Linked DNA regions of Homo sapiens: region 1 is linked to region 2. The links are chromatin loops, found by intact Hi-C in ENCODE. Cell type or tissue: MCF 10A. All regions are shown on one strand. Each heading gives the region's core, and the rest is flanking DNA. Links, peaks and the distances in the headings are about the cores only.

Region 1 (8,332 bases), core at 2,260-7,259, 62 kb before region 2:
AGTGTATTTCTGTGTGATTTCATTTCTGTCATTTTAGAAACCAGCCCCAGTGAAAGCTATGTTGTTCAAGACCCCAGCCTGGAACTGCCCTCTGGGTTTTTATAGTTTTTAAAGTAATGCAATTGGTTGACCCACCAAACCAGTTCCTTTTGAAGGTATGTAGTAGGTGCTGTCAGAGATGTAAATAGGTGTCCTCCAATACCTTTCAATATTTTTGAGTATTTATTCCTCAGATGTCCATGTCTTTTGTTTCTTACAGGTCTGAGTACCATACATTTCAGAGGACTAATCTTGGCTATTAGACCTGCTTTGCCTAGACAACAGCTACTGGGAATTTATGCCTATCCCACTGTTGGGCAGCCTGGCAGAACAGGCAAGGATTTACTTTTACACCAGTATGAAACTCAGTTATCTTGCCTCCTGTATGGACAAATGCTAAGATATAATTTATATCCCAGAGCTTCCCTCCATGGTCAGGCCGAAGCTGGACTTGGCCTGAACTTGCACCCTTGCCTGGAGCTATCACATTCTTTACCAGTTTATCTGAAAGCATTTCTATAGTAAACCGCTTGCACACTAATCCTGGTCTCATGATCTGCTGCTGCAGAACTTAAGATGGATGATAAAGAAGGCCAGTAGTCATAGCCGTATAAATCCCAACAGATTAAGTGAATTTTCCAAAATCATGGCACCAGTGGATGGTGGGTCAGAAAGTTGAGTCCTGATCTTCTCTTTTAAATGCAGAGTATTGTAAAGCAAACAAACTATAGCTTACATATCATATGATCACATCTGGAATATAATTTCATATCTTCAAAGTGTCTTCAGAATCAATGTTTTCATCGAAAATTACAGGTAAGGTCAGAGGTGATGATGATTTGAGCTGATATGTGCTATTAGGGGAAAAATAAAGAAGAAAAAATCTAAGGGAGATTACGAGCACAGAGTATTGTAATAAATAGGGACATAAAGCTAAGCCTTTTGCAGAGGTGAGATTTGAGCAAATGTTTGAAGGAGGAGAGGTGTTAGGTTATATCAGGGCAAAGAGTGTCTCAAAGAGGGAAAAGCGAGTGAAAAATTTCAATGCCTGATGTGATGTAAGACTGGCAAGGTGTCTAGTGCGGCTGTAGCAGAATTAGTGATGAGGAAAGAAGGTCAGAAAGAGAAGGTCATCTCAGATCATGTAGGACATATCCAACCACTGCTAAAATAAATTTTTACTGATTCTTGACATGCATGTGCATAATACATTTTCCACTGCATATTCCTAAGCCTGAAATGTGTGAGAGATTGTAAAATAGAATTCAGTGTGAGACACAGATGAAAGAACAAGAACAACTGCTTCACTGAAAATTGAGTAACATTAGCCTGATAGTTAACTTCTGACTTTTGCTCTCTGTGACACAACTCCACCATGGAGACTCAAAATAATGGACTTGATGGGTAATCATGGTTCCTAAGAAATTCCAAACTACACTGGAGTAGCACAGAGCTCCAAAACAAACCAATCCTGAAATGGCAAGGAAAGGATTTGTTTCAAGTAATCTATTACTTTTCCTTTTCCTCACTGTGGCTTTTTTTTTCCTTCTTTCACTGTGGCTTTTGCCATTTAAAGTTCTACTCTTAGCCTGTGCAACATAGTGAGTCGCTGTCTCTAAAAAAAGTTAAAATAAAAAAGTTTGACTTGCCTTTCATTAAGGAGATGGTCTTCCTTATATACACCACTATAAGAGTAAATCTTCAATGCATTGAACTGATTGTAAGTTATATTCACAGTTAATCTGAAGGTGCTGGCCCACAGAGACTAATTCCTCTGCATTGGAACAAATTTCCTCTGTCTTTCATGGTAGAAACACTGTTTAGTATAAGCAAAGCCATAGATGTTTATTTTTTTTTTTTTACATTTTATTTTAACCTAGTTGGAAAGACTTGTCTTCTACTAGGAGATGAAAATCACTGAAAAGATTAATTAAGATTAATTTTAACAGTAAAATGATTTTGTCTTTGGTTCAAAAATATTCTGACTGTTATGTAAAAATAGACATAACAAGGGCAAAGATAGACACAGCGAGACGCGTTAGGTTATAGAAGTAAACACAGTGCAGTGGATGCTGTTGGCAGTGCTGAGATTCTGCTCATTCACAGAGCTTATTGGCTGCTGATGACTCATCTGAATACCCTCTCCAGGAACTGACTTCAGCTGACAGCTACTGCTCAGTCCCAGATAATTTGCCTCTCTTAGGAGCAAGGCATTTCTACTGACTGATGGATGGTGCTGTGTGGGGAGGGGATCTCCGAAGAGCAATTCCAGCTCCAAAGTTCTGTGAAATTGGCTGACGCCAACATTGCAAATACATTCCAGTTCATCTCCTCCCTTGCCCAATTCTGCTTCCCAAGATTTCCCTCCATAAATATTGCTCCCAGAAACATTTCTCTCAAAATCTCCTGAAGATAATCGCGGTATCTGAATATGTTTCCTGTAGAATGCCACCTAAAAGGACTCGCAAATAGGGTGCAAAGTATAGAGAAAGACACGAGTCAAAAACTCAAGTTTCAGCCAAAAGAAAATTGAACTGAAGTCATCCCAAATAAGGTAAGTTGGAGGTAGAACAGGTTTGAGAAAAAGACCAGAGTTTAAATTTAGGACATAAAATATTTGAGATATCTATTAAACACTCAAGTGAGTATGCCAAGTAGGCAATGGGATATATAAATCTGGATGTTAAATAGAGTAGGATAGAGAAAGAAATGAGGCAACTGTCAGCATATTGATTATTTTAAATATGATTTTTGCATGGGAGAGAATATAGTCTGATTTTACATCATAGAAGGATACAGTCTCTATCAGCTTTTAGATTTTACTGACCATTTAAATCAAATATATGTGTGCATTTTGGGGTGTAGTTAAAAATTCTATTCTCTGTTAGATGTAGAGTTCTACACATAGAATGCAAATTTATTAATCATATCATTTATGAGGCATGTCTATATAAATACATGGATATTGATATAGTTTGGCCATGTCCCCACCCAAATCTAATCTTGAATTGAAGTTCCCATAATCCCCACGTGTTGTGGGAGGGACACAGTGGGAAGTAACTGAATAATGGGGGCAGTTACCCCCATGCTATTCTCATGACAGTGAGTGAATTCTCACGAGATGTGATGGTTTTATGAGGTGCTTTCCCCCTTTGCACAGCACTTCTTTCTCCTGACATCTTGTGAAGAAGGATGTGTTTGCTTCTCCGTAAGTTTCCTGAGGCCTTCCCAGCCATATGGAACTGTGAGCAAATAAACCTCTTTTCTTTATAAATCACCCAATCTTGGGTATTTCTTTACAGCAATGTGAGAATGGACTAATGCAGATACATGCATATGTTCATATATTGTGTATATATGCATGCATAATACAATTTTTATACACAGCATCTCTGTGCATTATCTTAATTAACATTATTTAATCATTAAGAATTTTGCTTATTTTTAAATCTTCATTTATTTTTGAGATAGATTTGTTAAATACCATTATTGCTTTCTCTGTTTCTCTCTACAGCTCTCTCAATTGTACTTATGTATATTTTGAAAATGAGTTGATAGAATACATTTTAAGATGAGTAAAAGAAAAATAAACATTTTACCAGCACAAAGTATTTTGTTTCTTACAATGTTTGCTTTAAATTTTATTTTGTCAAAAATAGAACACAACTGAGTTTTAATTGATATTTGCCTAATCTGTTTTTCCCCTTCTGTTTCAAAATTTCCATGCTTTTTGTTAAGTGTAGCTTCTGAAAATGATATTATAATTGAATCCTGTTTTTCTAAAACTTAATTTGAAAACCTTTGAATTTTGATACTGTAGTATAGGCAGTTTCCATTTGAGTATTGCTAAAATTTAGGACTGATTTCAGGTGTTTAAAAATATTTTCTCTTTATAGTATTTTTTCTTTTTTTCTGAATTTTAATATTAAGATTCTTTTCTATTTAAGGGTCATATATGTTATACAGTCCATTTTTATTCTTATATTTGTTCCCTGTTCATATTTCTTAATTAAAAAATAAGAGCTGCACCTTTCCCTAATAAAATTCATACATCATATCATGGATACATACTCCTTTGATTTCTCCCCTGCTTTGATCATTGGTCTATCATCATGATTATATGTCTAACATTTTAGTTCTGGGATGATTTTTTTCTTTCTCTTCTTCTGAGTCTTTCTTCACCTTATCCTCCTCCTTTATTTTCCTCACTATGAATATTTCACTAGACAACAATAAACTTTACCTTATGTATCTATTGCAATATATTCTTTGACTGATTTCTTTTCTTATTGAATATCTCTTCCTAAAAGTATTTAACTGGCCTGGTGTGGTGGCTCACACCTGGAATCCCAGCACTTTGGGAGGCCGAGGCAAGCGGATCAGTTGATGTCAGGAGATCCAGCCCATCCTAGCTAACATGGTGAAATCCCATCTCTACTAAAAATACAAAAAAAAAAAAAAATTAGCCGGGGGTGGTGGCACACGCCTATAATCCCAGCTACTCAGGAAGCTGAGGCAGGAGAATGGCGTGAACCTGGGAGGTGGAGCTTGCAGTGAGCCAAGATCATGCCACTGCACTCCAGCCTGGGCGACAGAAGGAGACTTGGTCTAAAAATAATAATAATAATAATAATACAAAAATTAGCTGGGTGTGGTGGTAGGCACCCGTAATCCCAGCTACTAGGGAGGCTGAGGCAGGAGAATAGCTTGAACCTGGGAGGCAGACGTTGTAGTGAGCCAAGATCGCGCCCTTGCACTCAAGCCTGGGCAACAGAGTGACACTCTGTCAAAAACAAAACAAAACAAAAAAAAAAGCATTTAACTGTGGATCTTCACCTGACAGATAAACCCTTTGGTATCATTGAGTCCTGGGAATATTTTTATTACATCCATACCTTTGAACAACAATTTGGTTGGAAATAAATCTAAGTACAAAGTTATTTTTCTTCGAAACTTATAACTATTATTCCCTTTCCAATATTGAAAATGAGAAGTCTGGTATTAATCTCCTTCTTAATTCTTTATAAATCATAGGCCTTTAAACTTTGCTTTCTGTGTGCTTTTAGCATTTTCTCTTAAGTTTTAATATTTTTGATTTCATTATTATATATTTAAATGTGGATTATTTCTATATTTAATATTTAAAATTTGTTTTTTATTTTGCATTAAAATTTATTTTACCTTATTATTAATTTATTTTATCTCATTATATACTATTTAAATGTCTGTATATAAAATCTTTGTCCATTTGTTCTAAGAATTCTGCTTCAGTTGGTGTAAGATGAATAGTTAACATTTCTTCAGAGTGTTTTCTATTTCTTAGATGGCTTTTTTTTTGGCATATGAGTACAAGGTTCCCTGACAGTAATTGCTACTCAATCTGGTAATCTTTTCTGGAAATGGGCAAAAGGCTAGCCCTGTAGCCAGAATCTCAGGGAAGGGAACCAAGAAATCACAGAAAGATAATGTATCATTCACATTTGTGGTTCCTTACCAGGCAATTACTTGCCACTTTTTCTCCCATTTAACTATTGGGAAAAATTAGCATTGCAAAAACCTGCTTCCTTAGCTTTGAATGGGAACTTTGAACGGTAGAAATTGAGGAACAAATGCTCAAGGGCAGATCAACTGGTTCACAACCACCATTTTTCATAGATTCCCTAACCCAATGGGCATTTATGCTGTATTGGGTTCATCCCTCCCCACTATTAGAACAAGAACTTTTGCAGAAAATTTCTATGTGAAACACTAAAGTGAAGGATAGGAATAAGGTGAAGTTAAATGATTCCTTTCAACCTATCATCTTACTGACATCTTCACCTTTATTCCCATCCTTGTCACCAGTTCAGGACAATACTGAGTCTACCCAAGAGCTTCACAAAGGTGTTTGTTTGTTTCTGGCTTATTCCTGAAAAATTTGTATCCCTTTTCTATATTTTCTCTTGGACTAGTTTTAGGGGAAGCTAGCATGATGCTAGTTTGCCATTAGTACAGGACAGATATTAGAAGCATTTTATTCTTTACTTGATTCATTAATGTCTACCCATCTTTTCTTTTGAAAATTTCATCTTCATTAGTACAATTCCAACTTTCTCTCATGAACTCATATATAACATTGCCTTTGCATTTACAATATTTTAAATATCTCGAACAATTTAAAAATAGAAATTAGAATTAGTCTGATAATAAAAATGTTATGATAATAAACATTCCTTTTATTCAGTAACCCAAATAATATTATTTTGTCCTATTATAATGCAATTAGCATTGCGAATAATTAACACAATTTGTAAAATAGAAACATGAGACACTCTTTGCCATTGAGAAATACATAATGTATATTATAGAACAAATGTAATATGTAAGAGAATTATAATACATGATTATATAATTAGTAATATCCCTCCTATCTTAGTTTGGACTGCTATAACACAAATATCATAGACTGGGTAATTTAAATAACTTTTGTTTCTCACAGTTCTGGAGTCTGGGAAGTCCAAGATCAAGGAACTGGCAGTGTCTGGTGAGGACGCTCTTCCTAGTTTGCAGAGGTGTCTTCTCCTTGTATCCTGACATTTTAGTCGGGGAGTAAGAGAGGGAAGCACTGTCCTATAGTGTTTCTTCTTATAAAGGCACACATCCCAACATGAAGGATCCATCTTCATGACCTAATCACCTCCCAAATGCCCCATCTTTAAATACCATCACATTTGCTATTAGCCTTTCAATATATGAATTTTGGGGAACACAAACATGCAGCCCATATCACTTCCTATAAATATTGCAATTCATCTATACACATGCTGATATGGTTTGGCCATTACCCCACCCAAATCTCATTTTGAACTGTAGCTCCCATAATTCCCAGATGTCTTGGGAAGGACCCAGTGGGAGGTTATTGAATCATGGGAGTGGGTCTTTCCCTTGTTGTTCTCATAATAGTGAATCAGTATCATGAGATCTTATGGTTTCATACATGGGAGTTCCTCTGCACGAGCTCTCTTGCCTGCCACCATGTATGTGTCCCCTTGCTTTTCCTATGTCTTCTGCCATAATTGTGAGGCCTCCCCAGCCATGTGGAACTGTGGGTCCATTAAACCTCTGTCCTTTATAAATTACCCAGTCTTGGGTATGTCTTTATTTGCAGTGTGAGAACAGACTAATACATGTGCCTACTATTTTCTGCCAGACTAGAGCAAGACAAGCACGTGCAAGTATTATATCTTAGTTTTTAAAATAAAAATTTCTTAAGTAAGAGTTGTTAAATAAGTATTCACTAAAGGAGTGAAATTTCAGGATTTTAATTAAAGAAAATATCAGCTTAGAATGCAGTAAAGAAGGAAGATCATGAAAATGTCAACTTGGGGTTGTTCTTGAAAAGTTTGAAGGTTTACTCAGGCAAAAAGGTTGACAAAGGTTAATTAATATATAATAATTAATATTTGACATAATGGATTCATGACAATTAATAGGAAAAGGACAGTGGCAAGAGTAAACCAGTGCAATTTTGAAGGAGTGATGGGAAATAAGCTTTAATTAAAAAGTTCATGTCATGCTTTAGGGACTTTAGAAGATATCTAATAATATGTGGCACCTATTTCTCAGACAATGTGCTAAGTGATGTTCTAAAATATTATTTGCAATTCAGTCTACCATTCATTAACTTCATGCTTCAAATGAAGAAACCGAGGCTCAGGAAAAAAGATAAAGGAAAGAATAAAAGAGATAAAATTAAAGTAAACCTGAACTTCATGTATCAGAGGAAGCAATTGTGAATGACAATCACGATCTTAAGATCACACAAGAACATTTTGTAGAATTGTAGGAGTGTTTTTGTTCCATGAATATCCTATTTCTCTGTTGGAAAGTAAGTTGGAGAACTTTGGACTAGATCTGATAAAAAATAATGATTCATGTTTTTTTGTTAATGGAAACAATGGAAGCATAATTATGATAGTGGCTGAAAAGCATTAACAAAATAATGACACTTAAGGTAATGAAAGTGCTTACTACCCTGCCGGGCCCTGAGCTAAGCATATTGTATGCACTGTCAAAAAGTACTTTGAGCAAGCCATTATTATACCAGTCTTACAGGTAAAGGCAAGTATTTATGGAGATTGTGTAAATTGTTGAAAGCTGCATATCTAGTAGGTAGTGAAAAATGCAGGCCTATCTTAAAGTGCATGCTTTGCCACCAAAAGTTTAAAAAATGTAATATATTAACACTATTTAATAAGATTGCTATGGAATGTGAGTTTCTCTGAAGAAATACTCTGAAGGACTTTGAGGCTTA
Region 2 (8,332 bases), core at 2,240-7,239:
GGGTGGTATAGGAATGTCTAACTTAAAGTAACTACCTGGATAAAACAAGTAATCAAAAGTAATCTTTCAAAGCAAATATCTGGTCATTCGAGGCTACTCTGTCATATGGTAAATGCCAATCTTTATGTGGGTGAGGTGACGCAGGAGAGAGATTTCAAAGGCTTTCTTGAATTTGTCAGCAGAATTTTACTTTAATTCTATTTGCATTTTAAGTTTCTGCAATACGTGTCCCTTCACTAACTGAAATGCTTTAGAAGCATTACCATTATCTTCCCTCCTTTAAGGCAGATCTGTGTGAGAAGTCAACTGCATGGTGAAAATGAAATAACAAAGGAATGAAAAATTGTTCATATATTAATGTATGAGCCCTTGGGATCAAATGGGTTTAATACACAGGCTTGTTCTTAAAAGTACTAACTAATGTGTCAGGATTTCACTCTTTGTGTTTACATTTTCTAAGCACCTACTTGCTACACCGTGAGACATTTTGTACAGTCTATTAAGTTTCTACTTTAATTACTGGCCCCTTCCAGTACTGCCTCCTGAGATGATAATATACTACTTTGATGGGGAATTTAGGAATCCCAAAACTTTTTAGTAATACATTTACAGACAATTTGAGTTACTCCCAACAGATGGCTAATTACATCTATTGTGGGGTGATTTAGCTCTTGGAGGCAATCTTATTACCCGGTTCTTGTTTGAAGACAGGACAGCTTACTGTTTGCCTGTTGTTACACTATATTTGGAAGAAGCATTAGGGGTCATCTCCAACTCCCTCATTATGAAGATGTAAGAACTTACTTTGATAGAGTAACTGGGTAAATCACTTACAAAAATAACAAACTCTAATTTGGGGACGAAGTAGGCAAAACAATGTGCTTTTTTGCATTCAAGGGGGTTGTTTTTTTTAGTTGCTTAGAATGAGGTTAAGAAACAACATACCCAATACTCTATTTGAAAAGGCAAAATGTGATACATATACTAATAGAAAAAGAGAAAGGGCAATGGGAAAATATGGTGTTGTTTGGTAAAGGCAGTGACATTTAATCCAAATCTTGAAGAGTAGGTAAGATTTTGATACAAAATGATTAGGAGGACGTGATAATTTTTTAGAAGGAAGGAGGAAATCACGTTAGCCAAGGCATACAGGGCTTTTAGGATGGAAGCAAAAAGCCTGTTGAGTTCAGTTTAGTGAGAGATCTGGTGCTAAAAGCAGCTTGAGCTATAGGAAAAGTTCCAGACAAAATAAATTGGATTTTATTTTATAAGGAATTGAAAGTCATTGAAAATATTATCAAAGTAAAGGAATAACATGTTGAGAGATTTTTTTAGAAAGATAACTCATCTGCAAAAATATTGCCATCACATACACACAAAATAGATGTGGATTGTATGGGTAAAGGTCTGAGGCTGCTTATGACAAAATGAGAGATACCTTTGAAAATTTATGTTTGCTATAAAATGTCTCCCAATATGTTGCAATATGTATCAAATATGCCTTTCATTTCTTAATATTTAATTTTCAAGTGCCTTATTTATTGCTCAATATCACCTTCTTTTCATATGTCAAGTAGAAGAACATATTTATCCTATGCCTTCATTTAAACTTTGACTAAAACCTTTCAGACTTCCTAGCTTAGTTTTAGAATAAGAAATTAAAGTCATATTAAAAATTCTATAAGGATATTAGTAGTAATAACAATTACACGCAGCAGAAATAGTTACCATTTTGTGTGCTTGTAAGTCAGCATAGATATATGCTTTATATGCAGCCTGTAAATTATACCCATATTGATTGTATTATGTAAGTATTACAGTTGTCTTCATTTTACCCGATGAGTACCCTAGGGCTTAGAGACTACTAAAATAGTCCAAGCTCAGAAGGACAGTAAGAATGTATCTGGTAATTTAAGATTAAATGCTTAAAATCTGATTTTAACCATTTAAACTGATTAAAATGGAAAAACCCATTTTAAGATTTCTCAAAATAAGGAAAAAAATACTGTAACATTCTATCAAAATTCCATTACTAGGAGATGATTATTTATATTTTGGGGGCAAATTTTATTTACACCCCCATTCACATGCATGAAGAGCTTTGAATTTGCATTCTATATACAAATGTATCTTCTCTATAATATAAAGTTTTCTTGGGTTTTCCTGAAACGAAGTTATAATTAAAGTTTCTATTGACTTTTTGAGGAAGAAACATGTGAAAAGTAACTTCATCTATGAAAAAAAGATGATTTTCTTTCCTCTAGACCCAGGAAAGTTCTTAAGAGCATAAGAGTCTTATGAGCAAGTTTTACATTTCAAGGCCACAAGTTCCAAAACATGATGATAGCCTATTAGGAAAGAGAAAAGTGATATGCAAAGTCACTTGACTCCTGAAAGAGTTATCTTTGAGGCATCTTCTAAAGAAAGAGCAAGCAATTTGGAGGGACATGCAGTACAAGCAACCTCCTTAATTGTGCCCAAACCATTGGTCCTTGTTTTATATACTCAATACGATGCTGCCCACGCAAAAGAAAAATCCTAGTTACACAGGAACAATAAGATCTGGTAGTTGACAGTATAACATTGTGTACATGAGAGCCAAAATGATATTTTTTGTAAGGCAAATATTATCATATAAATTATCTTATTAAAACTCTACCAGTGTTTTGTTTTGCTGTAATGCATAGCAATTATTTCTACCAACACTAGACTAATAGCAAGAGAAGGGGGAGAGATTTTTCACATAAAAGATTGCTGCTGCTCTTAGAATAAAAGAAATAGCTTGTAAACAGAATATTGAGCCTTATGTGGTCTGCCAGGTCTCTCTAGACTCAGGCTACCATGCTGTCCACACTGGCTAAATCCAGTCCTTCCCAACATTGACAGGAAGATCTATAGTTCAGGTTTGGATAACTGAATTTTATATATCTATTTGGCGTCCAAGTAAAGACACCAATAAAACCGGTTTGAATATGTAAGTCAGAGTTTCGAAAGAGAGGTCACTATATGGAGCTAGAATTTGGCAGTAATTGACAGAAAGATAATATTTAAAGCCATGAAACCAAATGAGACCACCAAGGCAGAGAATATAAAAAAAGAGAAGAGGTCCAAGGATCAAGCTCTGTGGTTTTATTATGAAGAGGAGTCGGCAAAGGAAACTGAAAGTGAGTCAGTAGTTGAACCAAGAGAGTGGTGCTCTGTGTATTGAGGGAACAAACTGTATCTAGGAGGAGAGACTCAGAGTGGTAGCTCAGTTCTGCTAAAAAGTCATAAGTAAAATGAGATCTAAGAACAGGTTACAGGATTTAACAATGGATGATGAGGATTCGTGAGTGGCATTGATAAAAAGTGGGATGCTGGAGCAAAAACTGGACCGAAATGTTTTTAAGAAATAATATATTTAAGAAACAATGAGATGGTGAATAGAAACCCATAATTTAAACATTAAACTATCATCAAAAATTAGATTTTGTTGCAATTTATTACTAAGAGCAATAAACAGATAAAACAAAGGGCAATAAATGGATTTGTTTATGTAATTGTCTGATTATTTTCTGAAAATGATAATTTCCAGTGGTGAAATTACTGGGTGAAAAAGTCAAAATATTATTTAAAAAATGATTCTTCTTGCACATTCTTATGGTGCTGAAAAAAAATTGTTGCCTCGCCTTTTTGACTGTTAGATTATTCCTGTTTTCTGTATTATTTGGACAGAACTTACACAATATTCTATTAATAATAGTAAAAAAAGTCATATTTTATACATAAAAAAGTGTCTTCTGTTTTACTATTAGATGTGAAACTAGCTACTAGATTGACCATATTTTTTATTATGAAATCAATAACATGTTCATCATAAACAATGTGACAATTGTAAAAAAAATGGCAAAAAATAAAAGCCCCCATTTACTGAGATGCTTTTATATATCTTGATAAATTGTTGCAGTTTTCATCATAACAATTGTAGATTCCACATAGTTCTTTTGAAGAATATGTTCTCTAAATGTGTGGTGTTTTGTTGTGTAGTGTTTTGTTCATACCTATTTTGTCCTTGGCCTATCTAGTGAGACAGTCATTATTTGATTTTCATTTTATAACTGGCACTTTTCCATATGCTGCCTCACAAAAATCTGTGGGTCAGACACAGGACAAGATTTCAAACAGTTCTTCACACATATCTATTGAAAACTAACTAAATCAGAAGGAAATACCTCCCTCTGTCTTTTGTCATTTGTCAGGATTTCTTCCACCTAATTTTATCAGTAAGTCTTTCTTATTGTTCTATAGAGCATAATAACTTTCTGAGTTTTTTTAAAGAATAGTTTTAATTATCCCTATATTTATTATGAAGTCCTATTATCCAGAGCAAGAATTGGCAAATCATGCATGGCCTGTTCGTCAATTCTGCAGTCCCTTGTTTACAAAAAGTTTGCAGAAAGGGTTTTATTGGAATTCAGCCATGCTTATGCAATTACATATTGTCTGTGGCTGCTTTTGCACAGCAGTAGAACTGCAAAGTTGCAACAGTTTTTATGGTCTGAGAAGCCTAAAATATGTACTATCTGCCACTTTACAGGAAAATAAAATAGTTACAATCCCATCTAGAGCAGTAGTTCTCAAAAATTTTCCCTTTGCTGTCTTAAAAATAATTGAAGATGCCAAAGATCTTTTTTATGAGTTATGCCTACCTATATGTGCTGTATTAGAAATTAAATTTGAGAAATTTAAAAAACAATTATTAATTTATTTAAAATAACACGTTTACCCATGACATGTTAACATAAATTACACTTTCTGAGAATAATAATTATATCTTCCAAAATGAATTGGTGTAGTGATATGAGTGTTTTACATTCTTTGCAAATCTCCTTAATGACTGGCATAATAAAATACAATATTCTCATATCTGCTTCTGTATTTAATTTGTTGTTATTTGATGTTTTGTTTGAAGTAGATAAAGAGAATACAGCCTCACATGGATATGTATTTGGAAAATGAGGAGTATCATAATGGCTTTTCAGCTAACTGGGAATACTAAACAAGTTGTAGTTTCATAAACGTTAGTTGCACTGAAGGCTCTGAGACACTATCAATCAACTTTTCTCAAACTCTGTTATATTCTACTTGCACTTTGAATAGATACTCTACTTATGCACGATTTTGTAATATCTTTACAGCATTTAATTCCAAAAATACACAGTTTTTAAAACCCCCAATCTCATCAGAAAGACTTTATGCATTGAAACACTAGTTAACTCAAAAGAGAGAATATAAGATTTCCATTATTCTAATACTTAAAAGCTCACATTGCGTTATTGCCAGAAATGTGAGGTTTTTTGTTGTTGTTGCTGGGTTTTTGTTTGTTTGTTTTTTGCAACAACTGACTTCACTGATTTTGGGGAAAAAAATGTCTACTTATTACCCAAGTCACAATAAGCATGGTTTAGCTATCAATTATGCTTTCAAGTAAAAATGTTTCTCCACTTATAAATGCAGTTAGTTCAGCCAACAACAGAAACAATTACACAACTGTTTTTTCCTAGAGTCAACCATGTACTTTCATATGCAAGAGAAGTCCTTGCACTTTGTTACACAGGACATTAAAAAGACTCTCAGGAGTTTGTGAACCACCCTATGCGAATTAATAATCTAGTTTCTTATTTATTTTGTTCCTTGTCACTTTCACCATTTACCAGTCCTAAGGATGACTTTGGTATCTTCTAAATTCAGGTAGAAAAAACTCACCATGTATGCTAGATATCACAGACAAATTTCTCGCATTCTTTGTGCACAGGTACCTTGTCTGTCTTGGCCCTACAAGTTCTGACTCCCAGCAATCTGGAAACCTCGTTATAAAATCTATATTTCTTCCAGATATTTTGGTAGATTTCCCTGGCCAATCGTTTGGAAGTAAGAAGAACGGTTAGCTAGTACATAACATTGGAGCAACCCAGACAAACTGCTTGAAGCTTCATTGTCTCCTCAGTAAACTGGAGGTATGATTGTGTTGTGCTTGTCTCACAGAATACTGAGATAACAGTTTAGATTATCTATCTCCACCTCCCCAGTTTTATTTATGCTTAATTGACAAATAAACTATTTATTATTGTTGATCATTTTTGTAGAGACAGGGTCTTTCTATGTTGCCTCAGCCTCCCAAAGTGCTAGGATTACAAGCGTGAGCCACCCCACTCAGCCAATACTGTATTTTTGATCCATGGTTTGTTGAAGCCACAGATATGGAACCTGAGGATATGAAGGGCCAACTGTACTGACTGATCTCACATATAAGTTCCTGATGTCAGTGGGAAAACTTCGCTTTTCTCATCATTAAGTGTGATGTTTGTCGTGGGTTTTGGTAAATACCATTAATCACATTGTGGACCCTCTCTTCCTAGGTAACTGAGAGTTTTTATACTGAATGGATCTTAGATGTTGTCAAATGCTTTTTCTACATTTAATAATACAATCATATGACTATTTTTCTCTAGCTTATTGATATAACTTAATTAGTTAATATTTATTTATATTATTTTAATTGACAAATCATAATTGTATAAATTGATGGGGGACAGTGTTTTTTTGTTTTTTTACAATTTGGCTTTTCATTATTAGAAATAAACATCACCCATTTTAATATATATATATGTGTGTGTATATATATATATATCCTTACAGTCTTCTTGATAAGCTGACAGCAGAGTCAAATGAGGCACAAATGTATATTAATTTCAGAGAAATCCTTACAAACCATAGCCTAAAACTTTTTGTCTTGTCTCATTATTTTATATTTAAATATAAAATTTATTGCAGGTTGATTATTTTTGTCCAAAATGCATGATACTCAAACGTTAGTTAATACAAATAACTTTTATCTATTTTGATATCATGACTTATTAATTGTAGCTTGCAACTTCTATAAGTTGTCTCCAAACCAAGTCTATACCAATTTGCTATTTCGCAAATTTGTTCACAAGCCATACATTTCATTACATAATAAATTTAAAGTAAATTAAACAGCACATTATTAATTAAACAGGAAAAGAAGTCAGAATTATTCAAGTTTGTATTTAAATGAAATCAATAATTGTTCATAATGATTTACCTAAAATAAAGTAATTTAACTTTTCATTTCTTATATACTATAACATTTTTAAATAACTAAAATATCTCCCATGATGGTTTGCAGAAATTTTTCTATGCAAGTCAAAACAAGTGAAACCTTTAAAGAAGCCAGGAAAAAAAATGTGTCAATAATTATTTGTATCCATTTTAAAGGGAATGTTGCCATTCTTGAATGGATGACTGGTAACTGGATAATATGAGGCCTCATCAGTTGCAGAAGGGAGAGTAAAGGCCAATGGGATAGTCCTTTGATTAGAATAAAATGTTATGAAACCATTCTTGCCGTGCCTTTCCCTGTCTACATCGTAAAAGCATCTTTTATAATTTCCTGTTCTAGCTCTCAGTGAAAATCAGTGATCTCTTCAAATAAATGCTAACCTTAAATATGTTACACAAATCCCTATATTACTTATGTTCTCTTTGCTCTTTGAAGATATATATAGATATTTATATTATTTTGAAATGCTAATCATAAATCAGCAGCAGTTACCCATTAATATATGGGCATTATTTGAATCATCTTATTTGGTGTGTTTATTCATGTTCAAGTTCTGACTTTATTATTAATTTATTTTGATTAGAGTAAATACATTTTACATCTACTATTACATCCAAATGCAGCTAACAAAATTCAAAATGATTCAGATCAGCATCATTATTTTCCAAGAATATCGATGTTGCTTGACTATTCCAGCTGTTAATTACTTGATTAATTTAATTATTATTGTAGATTTAGGGAATATATCATGTTTGTTACACAGATACTTAGGGTAATGAAGTTTGGGCTTCTAGTGTACCCATCACCCAAATAGTGAGCATTGTACCCAGTAGATAATTTATAGATATCTATTAATAGATAATAGATAATTTTTCAACCCTCACCCCCTTTCCCAAGGTCTCCTCTTTTGTAGTCCTCAGTATCTATTATTTCCATCTTTCTGTCATGATGTCCATATGTACCCATTGTTTAGCTCCCAACTCTAAGTGAGAACATGTAGTGTTTTATTTTTGGTTTCTGAGTTATTTCACGTAGGATAATAGCCTCTATCTCCATCCATGTTACTGCAAAGGACAGGATTTCATTATTTTTATGGCTGCATTACATTCTATAGTGTACATATATCACAGTTTCTTTATCCAGTCAACCACTGATGGATGGTTAGGTTGATTCCATGATTTTGCTATTGTGAATAGTGCTGTGATAAAC

Evidence for each region. A loop is a pair of places that touch in the nucleus more often than their neighbours do. Peaks named below come from ENCODE experiments on the same cell type or tissue, not always from the same donor. Only the 100,000 strongest peaks of a DNase experiment are listed, where the experiment ranks them.
Region 1: it touches region 2 in a loop (12-fold over the local background); 1 of 110 quality-filtered maps calls a loop at or near these places.

The regions. Positions count from the first base shown.
Region 1 is chr13:87,878,943-87,887,274 of GRCh38, reverse strand. No RefSeq gene overlaps it. Among named protein-coding and RNA genes, the nearest start is that of LINC00397, 73 kb to the right of the region's middle. In MCF 10A, for the core only: no CTCF peak of the experiment used is centred there; no DNase peak of the experiment used is centred there.
Region 2 is chr13:87,816,558-87,824,889 of GRCh38, reverse strand. No RefSeq gene overlaps it. Among named protein-coding and RNA genes, the nearest start is that of LINC00397, 10 kb to the right of the region's middle. In MCF 10A, for the core only: no CTCF peak of the experiment used is centred there; a DNase peak (open chromatin) is centred at 4,459.